2 separate regions of the Homo sapiens genome follow, and region 1 is linked to region 2. A link is a contact called in ENCODE Hi-C or POLR2A ChIA-PET data. All regions are on one chromosome and are shown on one strand. Each heading gives the region's core, a stretch centred on a gene start or an enhancer-like site at or near the end of the contact. The rest is flanking DNA. Distances are from core to core; before and after follow the strand shown. Region 1 has its middle 87 kb from the start of CXCR4. Region 2 has its middle 13 kb from the start of CXCR4.

The links. Hi-C counts contacts between places; a loop is a spot of excess contacts on that map. ChIA-PET counts read pairs that join two places held with the same protein, here RNA polymerase II (POLR2A). Pooled maps may share reads with other maps.
Region 1: a map of OCI-LY7 shows a loop between it and region 2 (6-fold over the local background). The contact joins two enhancer-like sites. A Hi-C loop is called at or near these places in 13 of 168 maps with a recorded cell type or tissue (B cell, CD14-positive monocyte, CD4-positive, alpha-beta T cell and 8 more), 36 of 37 single-sample maps with no recorded cell type and 19 of 50 pooled maps. POLR2A ChIA-PET finds 5 or more read pairs at or near these places in 17 of 52 experiments (B cell, CD4-positive, alpha-beta T cell, CD4-positive, alpha-beta memory T cell and 13 more).

The regions. Positions count from the first base shown.
Region 1 is chr2:136,201,465-136,209,106 of GRCh38, reverse strand. No RefSeq gene overlaps it. Among named protein-coding and RNA genes, the nearest start is that of CXCR4, 87 kb to the right of the region's middle. Within about 2 kb of position 1,791, at least 7 of the 41 ENCODE cell types and tissues checked have a DNase peak (open chromatin) inside an H3K27ac peak, as active enhancers do; they include B cell, CD14-positive monocyte, OCI-LY7 and 1 more, where a contact is called at or near this core.
Region 2 is chr2:136,128,088-136,135,111 of GRCh38, reverse strand. No RefSeq gene overlaps it. Among named protein-coding and RNA genes, the nearest start is that of CXCR4, 13 kb to the right of the region's middle. Within about 2 kb of position 2,136, at least 11 of the 41 ENCODE cell types and tissues checked have a DNase peak (open chromatin) inside an H3K27ac peak, as active enhancers do; they include B cell, CD14-positive monocyte, OCI-LY7 and 1 more, where a contact is called at or near this core.

The DNA.
Region 1 (7,642 bases), core at 542-3,041, 74 kb before region 2:
TGGTGCAATCCTAGTCATTCTCCTTGTTCACTCCCTCTTGCTGCCAGGTCAGGAGGGTCCAGGGAGAAATTAGCCTCAGAATTATAGTCTGAGCACCTTGGCTTTCCCTAAAATGAATGCTTCAGAAATGCCCAGTAGGCAGATCATTAAAACCTTCTTAAGCATTGTTACGGGAAGGCCTCTGAGAGCCACAAATCTTGCCATAGAGGTACACTATTTATCCAGTCAGCATTTCCATAGCGAGCTGATGGCTGGTGAAGGATTTAACAAGGTGGCCCTCCAAGTCCCTTCACTTTACAAAGTGCCTTTTACAGGTGGGTAGGCTGACCTTGAGCAGGTTCATGTCTTTTCTCTGAACCTGTTTCCTCATCTGTGAAACAAAAGGATTTGATCAAAGCCTACAAGCCTGAGTTGTAAGGAGATGGTTTTAAGTACCCTGTTCCCTCTGTCTATTCCAAAGAGCCTGGATTCCACTCTGGAATGAAATGGTGGTTCTGCCTTGGGAAAACTGGCCCAAACTCAAATAGACTAACTGGTGACAGAAAGGCCATTTAGCCTGAATATTTAATTAGACATTGGGAGTAGACATCTCTCCGGTGTCTGCTGAGCTCGCCACAACCCCCTTTTCTTCCCAACACAGTTCACATGGTTGGGCTTCCAATAGCCCTTCTGGTGGTTAGACCAACTATGGACACCTGACCCACGGACAGCCAATCAGATTGCCTCCCTCAGGAACTGGGGTTGGCAGGTCAATTTCCCCCTAAAACTGAAATCCTAATGTGTTTGTGGGCTGCTCTGGGTTAAAATGGAAAATGCATACTCACTTTCCATTCATTCTTTCTAGTCTTTGAACTTTAAAATGTGAGGTGTTCATTCTCACAGAACCTCAATTGCCTACGTGTATCTGCCCAACAGAACTTACCATTTCTCCTCAAGGTAGGAATGGGGGTGAAAAAATACCAGTTGTGTAACCCCCATTTGGTACCAGAAGAGCTTCCTTGCTGGTTTTCCTGGCTTGGAGGCATGGTGTGGGAGCTTAGGCACATAGACCAGCCTAGAAGGTGAGCTTGAAGATAGCATTAAAGGTAACCACCTGAACTGATGATTCAGAGCTAGAAAGCCCGTACCATTTAATTAGCTCCCTTTGCACTGGCCTCAGTGGCATCTGAATAACATGATCTTGGCACTTACTGCAAGTTGTGAGGCTAATGAGGCTTATCTCTACAGCACTTATATGGACTTTGAAGGCCAGGGCAGTGCAGTGAGGAACAGAGGGGAGTTGTGGAAAGATTATGTAACAGGGCCTCTGGGCTATAAGGCTGCATGGTCAGCCCTATGGACCAAAGAAGAGACTGTTGATCTGCTGATAGGGTGATGACACCCCAGCTTTGCTTTTTATTAGCTGTTCTATTACCGGCAACCACAGCATCCATAGTTAAAATCTAATCTGAATGCTCCTTGAGAATCCTTGGGCGCAGAGGTTCAGAAGAGAGGCTGACAAGCCTTGTGTCTTGTGAACTACTCTGTCCCCACAGCAATGCCCAGACATCTGCGCCACAGCCTGCTCTGACTTCCCTTTTTCTGTGCTTCAAGCAGCCTTTTCCATTCTTTGCACTAAACAAAGTTTGCTATCACTCGCCTCCCTCGATGGTTTCAGGAGGAGAGCTGTTGGTATGTGTGCTCACTTGTGACCTGGTGCTCAAAGCAGTGAACTAGAGAAACAGCCTGGTGGGTGGAGTGTCTAAAAGGAAATCGGGACTCAAGATAAGGAGGAGCAGCCCACTGATGAGCTAGGTGCCCTTGGGCAAGTCCCTTAACTTCTCTGACTTTCTCTTAACTCCTCTGTAAAACAAGCAGAGAGGATAAGGTGATTTTCAAGACCCTATGACTACATGGTGTGATTTCCCTTGCTCCTTCCTCCTGCAATGCCTCCTGTGTCCTGAACAGTTCCTGTGAAAATTACTTCTAGGAAAGGTATTTGCCCCTCCAAAGCCTTTTCCAGATGCTGCTTGCCTGAAAGGGAGCAAGCTCTGATTGGGATTCACCCCACACTTTTTTCCTCTAACACCAGAAATGCTCATTTGTATTGATGACTTGAAGACTGGAAGCCTGTGTTGCTCTGGCGATAGACAGTTGAGTTTATTGGAAGTGAACACCAGGCTTTCAATTCACATCAGTCTGGGTCCTCGGATTTGCATGATTGCACATTCAGAGACAGGCACCTGCACTCGGGGCATCCTTGGCTGCCCACACGTTCCACTGAGCCAACCCCAGCTGCTACAAGCTGCCTGTTTAAACAAGGCCTGCTGGGAGTTGAGCAGGGCTGCTGAGGTGAAACAGTGTGTTAGTGGTTGAGGCTGTTCGCACAGAAGAGTCCCCTCTGTTGACCAAGCCTTTCTGGTAGCTCCTGGGACAGCTGCAAAGGGTGTGCGACCCTAAGGAGCCTCCTCCCTCGTGGGCTGGAGCATCTGCTAAGGCCTGTTCTTCATTCCTACTCAGCATCAGAGTGAGTCCTACCATGCTCAGCTCCTCCACTAGGGAAACCTCCCTGGACCTCAGTCCAAATTCAGAACCTCCTTCATGAAGATTTCATAGTAGCAGACAATCCATAGTTAATGTCAGGGTTTAAGTCCCAACGTTACATTGACTAGCTGTGTAACCCAACGGCTTTTGGAGCCTGTTTCCTCAATTGTAAATGAGGATAATAATATTGCCTACATGGTTGGGCTGCTGAGGATTAAATTAATTAATACATGTTAAACACTTAGAACAGGCCTGGGATGTGGAAAATGCTCACGAAATCTTAGTCATTATTTTGTCATTAATTTGGTTGAGAGAGGTCAGATGTAGAAAGCACCTGGAAAAAGACAATTTAAGTTCATCGTTGAAACGCAGTAATCTTATTTAAGTATCAAAATGTTCCTTGTAAGCAAGATGGAATTGTTTAACTGTGACACTGGGTACTATAAACTGCAAAGTAATCTCTCATGAAATTTTAGAGTTTGAAGATTAAAATGCACTACTTAGAATGCAGTCTGGGGAAAGGGTAGAAGAATGGGAAGAAGGTCTTCTCCTTTAACCAGGTCTGGTAGACCACCCCTCAAGCTTTCTAGTCTCCCTCCCCATGGAATGACTTGCCCCCTTGCTCAGCTCCAAGCAAGAAAACTGAAGAACCGGGAAGTGAAATGATTTTTTGCTGATCTGCGATTCAAGACCAGGTTCATCTGGATCAAAAATCCTTTGCTGATTCTGCCTCTCCATCCAGTCAAGCACTGTGCCAGGCAGACACTCTGGAGGAAACACAGATGTATGACACAGCCCCAAACCCAAGTGTCAGCACTCTGACAGGAGTGCCTAATATTACACAGAAGTTCCGGAATACAGTTGAGAAAACCTCTCAGCAATTGAGAGAGAAAGAGAAAATTAGATGATCAAAGCAAGAGATCCAATATCCAACAAACAGGAATTCTAGCAAAAAAGAGAGAGAATGAAAGAGAGGAAACCATTAAAGAAATTGAATAAAGTTCCTCAGACCTGAAGGACATGAGCTTCCTGAATGAAAAGGATCTGCTAAGGATATAGAACTGTAAGTGGCAGGGAATCCGTCATCATGAAATTGTATATAATCAGGGATGAAGAGAAGATTCTAAAGGCTTCCAGAGAAGGAAAATAAGATAAAAAGGATGAGGCCAGGATGGCACCAGAGTTCTCACCAGCAACACTGGAAACTCGAAGAAAATGGAGCAACACTCCCAAAGTTCTGAGTGAAAACTATTCCCCAGCTAGATTTTAATATCAAGACAAAGTCAATTGAGTGTGAAAGTTTAAAAAGTCATTTTCCAAAAAAAAAGTGAAGTTTTCAAAACATTTACTTCCCATGTACCCTTTTTCAGGAAGTAGTAGATGTGTTCCATCAAAATAAGGGAGTAACCCAGTGGTGTGCTGTAGCTGGCTCAGGCCAGCACCCAAGATTATCTCTTTTCAACTCTGAGTTTAGTGACATCACATTGGTCACTTAAAACCAGCCATGATGGGACTATTGATACCACAGAAATCAGCAAACACTACGAACTAGGGCTTCCCATCCCCCTCAACCCTCCCTGACCCCCAGGTGGTTGTTACATGTACCAGCACACCACTGGGATAAACCAAGAAAGAGAAAGATAAAGGATCTGCTATGGTCTGAATGTTTGTGTTTCTCCAAAATTCGTATGCTGAAACCCAGTCCCCCAGTGTGTTGTTATTAAGAGGTGGAGCCCTCATAAATGGGATTAGTGTCCTTATAAAAGAGGCCTGAGGAAGGTTTTTTGCCTCTTTTGCCCTTCTGCCATGTGAGAACACATAGAAGGTGCCATCCATGAGGAATGGGCCCCCATTAGACACCAAATCTGTTTGTGCCTTGATCTTGAACTTCCCAGCCCGCAGAACTGTGAGCAATAAATTCCTATTGCTTATAAATTACCCAGTCGAAAGTACTTTGTTACAGCAGCCTGAACTAACACAAGACCTTTAGGAGAAAAAGCCCAGTGAATTCCAAACATAATGATGAAGAGAAATCTCAATATACCTGAGAAGAAATCAGATAGAAATAAGGTTCCAGGGCCAGGCATGGTGGCTCATGCCTATAATTCCAGCACTTTGGGAGACCGAGGTGCGTGGGTTACTTGAGGCCAGGAGTTACAGACCAGCCTGGCCAACATGGCCAAACCCCGTCTCTACTAAAAATACAAAAAAAAAATAGCTGGGCATGGTGGCACGCGCCTGTAATCCCAGCTACTCGGGAGGCTGAGGCAAGAGAATCGCTTGAACCCAGGAAGCAGAGGTTGCAGTGAGCTGAGATTGCGCCATTGCACTCCAGCCTGGGTAACAGAGCAAGACTCTGTCTCAAAAAATTAAAAAATTAAAAATAAAAGAAATAAGGTTCCAGAAAAAAATGTCTTTCAAAAAGAAGCTAAGACTGATAAATTATCTGAGAGTTTCAACAATGTTGAGAGATCTTTTAAAACTCTGGTAAAGACTTTAGGGACATATTAGTCACAGATATCAATACCAAGAAAAAAAAGGGTAATTATTAACTACAGGGGAAATACAACATTCACAAAACAGAAGGAATTGTAACTGTAGTACATTATTTGGCTCTGCTATAAATAATGTTGATATAATCACAGTGAAAGGAATATTAATATTGATGTGACTAACACTACAATATAACTATCAAAATAATGCAATGAGGGAAACTGGGAGACATTAAAAGTAGTAGAATACTTTCTAAATCTAGGAAAACAATAAATAAAATATAATATAAAAAATTTGTAGCATAAGCATGTTATATAGAATTAAGAAAAGGCTGGGCATGGTGGTTCATGCCTGTAATCCTAGCACTTTGGGAGGCTGAGACAGCAGATCACTTGAGCTCAGGAGTTCAAGTCCAGCCTGGACAACATGGCGAAACACTGTCTCTACAAAAAATTCAAAAAAAGTATATATATATATCCAGGCATGGCGGCCTATGCCTGCAGTCCCAGCTACTTGGGGGGCTGAGGCAGGAGGATCACCTGAGTCTAGGAGGTCAATGCTGCAGTGAGCTGAGATCACACCACTGCGCTCCAGCCTGGGTGACAAAGCATGACACTGTCTCAAAAAAAAAAAAAAAAAAAAAGATCAGAGCAGAATGAATGAAATAAAGAAAATGATATAAAATATCAATGAAACAAAGAGTTTGTTTTTTGAAAGTTAAAACTGACAAATATCAGGCTCTGTTGAAGGGCCAGTGCTGCAACTGTGCACTTGTGCAACTCTTAACCCAGCCACATTTCTTCCAGACAGTGAAGAAAAGATAAAACATAACTGCCAATAAGTAATTGCTAAAACCTATGCCACTCAAGGGGATCTTTTAGAGGTTCCTTTGACTGATCCTGACCTCACCTGTGTAAAATTTAGCAATACTATAGACACAACCAACTCCCAATCCATCAGGTGGGTAACTCCTCCCACACGAATAGTCTGCCTACCCTTAGGAATATTTTTTGTCTGTGGTACCTCAGCTTATCGTTGTTTGAATGGCTCTTCAGAATCTGTGTGTTTCCTCTCATTCTTACTGTCCCCTATGACCATCTACACTGAACAAGATTTATACAATCATGTCATACCTAAGCCCCGCAACAAAAGAGTACCCATTCTTCCTTTTGTTATCGGAGCAGGAGTACTAGGTGGACTAATTGGCAGTATCACAACCTCTACTCAGTTCTACTACAAACTATCTCAAGAACTAAATGGTGACATGGAACGGGTCACCGAATCCCTGGTCACCTTGCAAGATCAACTTAACTCCCTAGCAGCAGTAGTCCTTCAAAATCGAAGAGCTTTAGACTTGCTAACCGCCAAAAGAGGGGGAACCTGTTTATTTTTAGGGGAAGAATGCTGTTATTATGTTAATCAATCTGGAATCATCACCGAGAAAGTTAAAGAAATTCGAGATAGAATACAACGTAGAGCAGAGGAGCTTCAAAACACGGGACCCTGGGGCCTCCTCAGCCAATGGATGCCCTGGATTCTCCCCTTCTTAGGACCTCTAGCAGCTATAATATTGCTACTCCTCTTTGGACCCTGTATCTTTAACCTCCTTGTTAAGTTTGTCTCTTCCAGAATCGAAGCTGTAAAACTACAAATGATTCTTCAAATGGAGCCCCAGATGCAGTCCATGACTAAGATCTACTGCAGACCCCTGGACCAGCCTGCTAGCCCATGCTTTGATGTTAAAGACATCGAAGGCACCCCTCCCGAGGAAATCTCAACTGCACAGCCCCTACTATGCCCCAATTTAGCAGGAAGCAGTTAGAGTGGTCATCGGCCAACCTCCCCAATAGCACTTAGGTTTTCCTGTTGAGAGGGGGTACTAAGAGGCAGGACTAGCTGGATTTCCTAGGCTGACTAAGAATCCCTAAGCCTAGCTGGGAAGGTGACCACATCCACCTTTAAACATGGGGCTTGCAATTTAGCTCACACCCAACCAATCAGAGAGCTCACTAAAATGCTAATTAGGCAAAAGGAGGAAGTAAAGAAATAGCCAATCATCTATTGCCTGAGAGCACAGCGGGAGGGACAATGATTGGGATATAAACCCAGGCATTCGAGCCGGCAATGGCTACCCTCTTTGAGTCCCCTCCCTTTGTATGGGAGCTGTTTTCACTCTATTTCACTCTATTAAATCTTGCAACTGCGAAAAAAAAAACAAAAAACCGCTGACAAACCTTTAGCCAGGCTAATGAAGAAAAAAAGAGAGAAGATCCAAATAAAATCAGAAATAAAAAAGGAGATATACAACTGATACTGCAGAAATTTAAAGGATCAACTATATCCCAATAAATCAGAAAATCTAGAAGAAATGGACAAATTCCTAAAACGTACAACCCACCAAGATTGAACCAGAAAGAAATCCAAAACTTGAACAGATGAATAACAAGTAATGAGATTGAAGCTGTACTAAAAAGTCACCCAGTAAAGAGAAGCCTTGGACCAGATGGCTTCACTGCTGAATTCTACCAAATATTTAAAGAAGAACTTATACCAATCCTACTCAAACTATTCTGAAAAATAGAGGAAGAGGGACTACCTTCAAACTCATTCTATGAGGCCAGTAATA
Region 2 (7,024 bases), core at 887-3,386:
AGGCCGCCAAGGTGGGAGGATGGCTTGAGCCCAGGAGTTCGAGACACCCTGGGCAACATCTCGAGATCTTGTCTCCAAAAAAATAAAAGTTAGACGGGCATGGTGGCCTGTGTCTGTAGTCCTAACTACTCGAGAGACTAAGGTGGGAGGATCACTTGACTCAGGAGGCAGAGGCTGCAGTGAGCCATGATTATGCCTCTGCATTCCAGCCTAGACAACAGAGCAACACACTGTCTCAAAAAAGAAAAGAAAGGAAAGAAAAATCACTGCTGCAATCTGTGTGAAGTGAGGTCAGGGAGGAGACCACCATGGATATAGCAATGGCCTTTGATAAAAAGGAGCCGGAAGGTAATATTCGGTAAATCAAGTGAGGCCAAACTCTGGGAGGTCAGGAATGCTAAGAGGATGATGGCAACCAGAGGATGATGGTTTAAAAAAAAATTAGGAAAGAAAAATCCAAGCCACTAGAAAGCTGCACATAGCAAACCACTCAGCTCAGTGTTAGAATCTGACGTTGGTGAGTGTTTTCCTATCCTTGAAAAGAGTGCTTTCGGGCTTCCCTTTGGTAGCTGGGTCCCCCACCCCGCACCCCCACCCCCTCAACTTTGAAGTTTTGACTCTCTTTCTCAACACCTGAAAAGACAGGCTGAGTTTCACCTTGGGAAAATGCAAAATAGTCAGCTGCAGTGAAGAAAAAATGATTTGCAACCTCAGTCACAGATTTCTTTGAAACACTGTTGTAAAGGGAATTCTGAAAGGACCACTGACTCATTTCAGACAGTGAGCCAGGGTGAATGTTTAATGTGGTGAGTCGGTGACCGAGGAAACCACTTCTCTTTTGGAGCTGTTCATTCTGACTCTTCTTATCTGGGTGCCTTTACCAAACAAACAAGTATCATCTCTTACTTGGGGACACCTGGTTGGCATTTGCAAAAAGAAAGGAGTTCCAAGAAGAGCTAAAATTATCAACAGCAGAGACAGCTCAGTTTCTGCTATCTACGGGTTCACCCACAGGGATATCATAATCAAGAAGCAAAGTGATCGATTTGGGAAGTGAGGGGTGAAGGAACAAAGATTCATAAAGAACAATGGGATTGGAGGTATAAAATATACCCTGCTCCCCATACCCAAAATGGAAAGTGCCACTTGGTAGGTGGCCATGTGCTGCATAAAACATAGCAGACAGTTAATGTCAACTCAAACCATTCTAGCAAGACATTAACTTAGAGGAAACGCCAGGAAACTGAGAGGTTGGAAGAAAGAAGAGGTGTATTCCTATGGACAGCTAGCTGCGAGGTCATCCTAGTCTGTTGCTGGTACATTCTACTTCAACCTAGAGCTGACAGCGTAGAAAAGTATGACTCATCTCTAAATAAGATCCCTGGACAGACTCATGGAAGTTCTGCTGCTCCCCAGAGAAGATCACCTGGTGGTCATAGGTTTAAAGACCTTACGAGGCTGGCCCATGGGCCGAGATGCCATTGTGCAGGGCAGCAAGGCCCACTTAGGTAAGAATATACCACATGATTGGCCTCACTGTAGAGGCCATCCCTCGCTTGGAAGCCATCTGGAAGTAGATTTGAACTTCTAAGTGACATCTTAAACAGCCCAAGTCCCAGTGATCATTAAGATCCCTGTGACCAAAAGAAGAATCTCTCCTGATCACTTGTGCACTCCTCAGGGACCAGGCAGGAAACATGGGGGCTGGGCTGCTGCCTTGAAAGCAGCCTTTTGTTACCCCCTCACACTGGAGCAGCTGTAAGAAATGGGTGGCTGCTGGCTGAGTGCAGTGGCTCACACCTGCAATCACAGCACTTTGGGAGACTGAGGCAGGAGGATTGCTTGAGGCCAGGAGTTCAAGACCAGCCTGGGCAATAGAGTGAGACCCCATCTCTACAACAAAAATTAGCTGGGCATGGTGGCACACACCTGTAGTCCCACCTACTTAGGAGGATGAGACAGGAGGGTTGCTTGAGCCCAGGAGTTAAAGGCTGCAATAAGCCATACTCACACTACTGCACTCTAGCCTGGGTGACAGAGTAAGATCCAAGAAAAGAAAAGAAGACAAGAAAAGAAAAGAGAAAATAAAAGTGGCTGCCACCCCCCTGCTCACCATCAGCTTCTGGGGGAACCCAGTGAGGCACCCATCTGCTATGGGTATGAGAGAGAACATCAAGCATCTGGCTTTCCTGATCTTAATGTCTCTTCACATTAAGAATGAGGTGAGCTTCTGATTCTCTTGTCCTGCTCCTTCCACCATAGTCTCTATATGGGCTTTTATCTTCTAGAGAGGAGCACGCCCACCCCAGGACTGGTACCCAGCAGGTGTACCACCAATGTTGATGATACTGATGACTAGACTTGCAGCAGGAGGCAGGCACTATTATTATCTCCACTTCACAGATGAAGAAACTGAGGCCCTAATCCATCAAGTAACTTGCCAAAGCCCCTCTGCTAGTGAGCCCAGGTCTCTTAGGATGAAGGGAGGAACTGAGTGTGTCAGAAGCTCTTAAACAGCACTGCCCCCTCCCTGATTCCAGCAGTGTCAGTCTCCTGCCGCTGGGCTCCCACCTACTTGTGTTTGCAGTCTCACTTGTGGGTTCGAGGTCATAACTCTCTGTCGCTCCTCAAGTGCTCGTCACACCCACTGTTCCCTGGTTTCATTTGTACATTGGGGTTCCAACTGTCAGTCCCCAGCCGGCACACAGGTTTCACTTCCCTGAACCCTAATTCACTCATTTTTGAAATAGGGATCTATCTACCAGAGTGGGTGTGAGAAATAAGAAACGGGGTATAAATATAAAGCCTGCAGGAGCCCCACCATGACGCTGTTCACGCCTTAGTGAGCACTTCACAAACAAAAAGCACCGTGATGAGGTATTTGTGTCCTTTCATAACAATCTTCTCTCTCAACTCTGGCTGACATCAGAATCACCTCGAGCATTATTTGAAAAGGCGAATGCTCAAAGCCCCGCCCCAACCCTGCCAAATCAGAAACAACCAAGGTGGAGGTCCTGGAATCTGAATTTACTTTATAGTAAACAGCGCTACCTGTTAATGCAGGGATCAGGGCCAAGCTAACGTTCATCCCACAGGGAGGTTCTATAAGGGATTCCTGCCGAGAGTGGGAGGTAGGTTTAGAGGACCTGAAAGCTCCTCCACAAATAACAACCCCCTTATGTAGTTGGTTCTCGGTTGATAGCTCCCTGCTGCAAGCAGTGTGGTGATCAGTGTACAGAGAAATATTTTTTCCATCCTATTCCACACTGGTCGTGTCCCAAGCTCCACTCTCTGGCAGCCCAAGTAGGGGTAGATAGGCTCTGGGCACCAGACAAAAACTGTATTCCCTTTAGGGCTGCCTTTCCTCTGCGGAACATGAAGATCACTTTTAACAACCACAAAGTTTCATGAACCACCAGATGAAAGCCAATCGTGCTGGTAGTGTGGTAATGTCTGTTGACGAACAACATTCGTTTTTGGCTTTTTTTTTTCTTTTTTTTTTTTTTGAGACAGGGTCTTACTCTCTCACCCAGGCTGGAATGCAGTAGTGCAATCTTGATTCACTGCAACCTCCGTGTCCCAGGTTCAAGCGAATCTCGTGCCTCGGCCTACTGGGTAACTGGGATTACAGGCGCCTGCCACCACACCCAGCTATTTTTTGTATTTTTAGTAGAGATGGCGTTTCACCATGTTGGCCAGGCTGGTCTCAAACTCCTGACCTCAGGTGATCCACCCACCTCAGCCCCCCAGAGTGCTGGGATTACAAGCATGAGCCACCGTGCCCGGCCCAAACAACATTCTTAAACACACACACACACACACACACACACACACACACACACACACACACAAAACTCCTATGAATTCAAGACACTTCCAAACCAATTCCATATTTTATGAATCACAATAGCATCCACATGCATTTCAAAAATTGTAGCACATTATATATTCAATCTACAGGAAGATTTGGCACTTGGGGGTATTTAGACCCTTCACAATAACTTCCCTTGGGGTCCACTGCTCACAGATTGAGAACCAGCCTGCACCACCTGACAGAGTCAAAGGTCAGTGATGAGCTCACCTTACCCCCCACATTCCCCTTTCCAGTAAATCACCCAAAAACCCAACTGTGGAAGAGCATGTTTGAGATGAGCCACTGGTAAGTAACCGAAGGGCCAGAAACATAATCTGAGGCCAAGAAGGAAAGAGAAAATGGGTCTGAAAACAAACAAATGGATGAGAAGGAGAAAGCTGAGGTGTAAAGACCAGGCGGAAATCTATTTGGATAGCTCAGGTGGAAAGTTTTAAAAGTCTGGGCTAGCCACACAGTGGTGGGAATTGCAAGGCTGCTAATGGATAGAAGAGATCTTGGAGAACCAGCATATGATGACTCACTGATGTGAGAAAGAAGGAGGAGGTGAAGGAAGCCTGGAATTTCAGCTAAGATGTGAAGAATGGAGCCACACTCTGAGAACCTACATATAATAACAAGTTATATTTAGGGCCAGCTTGGAACTGCACTCTAAGAACCAAAGTTGGACACTCAAAAGTAGACCAGGACACTTGGCAAAGCAACAGTTATAAGGGACCAAAGGTCTGGAAGCAAAGGGTGCCTATTTTCCTTAAGAACGACTGTGATAAAATTTACAGATAAAGGCATAAGTCTAGAGCAAGTTATTTTCAATGTTCTGCTAAAAATTATATTTGCAGTTAAGGAGTCCTGAAATTATTTAAACTTCGGGTGCCTTGGTATGACATTCCAACAATGTGCCCAACCAGGAAGTGGGTGCTGTAGTGGTAATGTGGACTGCCGTAAAGCTCAGCTTCAGAGTCCATCTCTCCTGCAAAACTTTCCCAGGGCACATTGGGTTGGAACAACTTGTTTCTCATCTGAACTACTGAGCCCCAACCCTGCTCATTCTGATACTATTGGTCTGATGGGGGACACTATCAACTCCTTATTTTCTGTGTAATTCATCTTTAACCATAAAAGTTACACATGATTGTATTGGAACTATTATTACATCACAGATGTTGATTTGAACTCGTATTTAAGCTTCTTGTGACACTTGCTTCTTTCCTTCTGCCTTTCTTCCCATAGAAAAAAGTCCCCAGCACTAACTGATACCCACATACTGATTTCTTTGATCTAACAAATGTCCTTCCCCCTAAAATCCAGATTTGGCCTTACCCAGGTAGTAACCTTAGAAATGTAAGGAAAGGATCTCAAAGCCTGCATTTTTTTTTGTCTGCCAAGTTTTGCCACCTCCGATCGTTGTTGTTTGAGATGTGACAGGAGATGAAGTCACTTCGATGACATAAGTAACAGGATATCATTGTGCTACACAAAAGCCCACAAGTCAGATGCAGGTGGTGACTGAGAAACCAACATACAAACTTTGAAAAATACAAGGGTAAGCCTTCAGACTTTCTCTAAACAGCATCCCCTCCCCTCCGAAATAGTCTCTCCCCTTGACCTCCATTCTTCACATCTTAGCTGAAATTCCAGTCTCCCTTCATCTCTCCCTTCTTTCTCAGCCCCACATCAATAAGTCACCAGATGCTGGTTCTCCAAGATCTCTTCCACCCATTAGCAGCCTTGCAATTGCCACCATGTGTGGCTAGCCCAGACCTTTACAACCTTCCACCTGAGCTATCCAGATAGATTTCTGTCTGGTCTGTCCACCTTAGCTTTCTCGTTCCAATTCATTTGACACTACATTTATAGATTAATTATTCTAAAGCCAAGCTCTGAGCATATTATTCTCCAACCCCAAATCTTCATAGTTTTGCTGTTACTTGATAGAATAAAGTCCAGACCTCTTAGCCTTGTCTATAAAACCATCTATGCTCTGGCCTAATGTACCCCTGCAGACAGAACTCCAGCCTATATTCCAGTCAAACTAGCTGATCCCTGTTTGCAGCTCCAACGTTTCATTCATGCCTTCTCACTTGAGTCAGGCTTTCCTCCTTCCTGCTGAATACCTTCCAATCAATACCTACCCATTCTTCACATGCCTTTCCTATGTGAAAGGCCTCCTCTTTCCCTGCTGGGCCTTGTTTGTACTTCACTTGCACTGCCCATCCTGCTCTGGCTTTTATCACAGTTTTTTATGTCCCTATTTTATCTCCCATACTGGACTTAGGTGTCTTGAGGCTAAGGACTGTATGCTATTCATCTAGTGTCTCTCCCAGCACCTAGCAGAGCTCTGCACATTGTAGGCACTCAAAATAGTTTGTGGAAAGAAGGAAGGGAGGAAGAGGAGGAAAGATAGGAGGATGGAAGGAAGGGGGAGAATGAAGAGACCTCAGAAATAAAAGAGAAGGAAATCAAAAGGGGCAAGAGGGAGTAGGAAGAGAAGCCACTGTAGAAGAAAGCAGGTCATGAAGATACACGGAAAAAAATAAAATGCTATGGGATAGATCCCGGGCCATGTGAGAGTATGAGTACCAGATTTGCAAGGGAGAAGAACTGAGGAAACTTCCTGGCATCATGAGAACACTCAACACTAGCCTTGGTTTTCTTCAGTGGCAGACTCAGTCACCTTATCTCCCCCACCTTTCACAGCAGAGCTGGGGTCTTTAGGCTGAAAATTGGTTCCTGTGCTTTATGAAACCAGAATGGGTAGATGCTCAACTTCATCTTTTACTTAATCTAGATTTAATTAAAACATTTTATCTTTATGATAACTAACTCTCTTTTTTTTAAGACAGAGTCTCATTCTGCTCATTCCATTACCCAGGCTGGAGTGCAGTGTTACAATCTCGGCTCACTGCAACCTCTGCCTACTGAGTTCAAGCAATTCTTGTGCTTCAGCCTCCAGAGTAGCTGGAATTACAGGTGCATGCCACCATGCCTGTCTAATTTTTGTATTTTTGGTAGAGATGGGGTTTCCCCATGTTGGCCAGGCTGGTCTCAAACTCCTGACCTCAAGTGATCTGCCTGCCTTGGCCTCTCAAAGTGCTGGGATTACAGGTGTGAGCCACTGTGCCCAGCCCAACTTTTAATTAATGTCATTCTAGT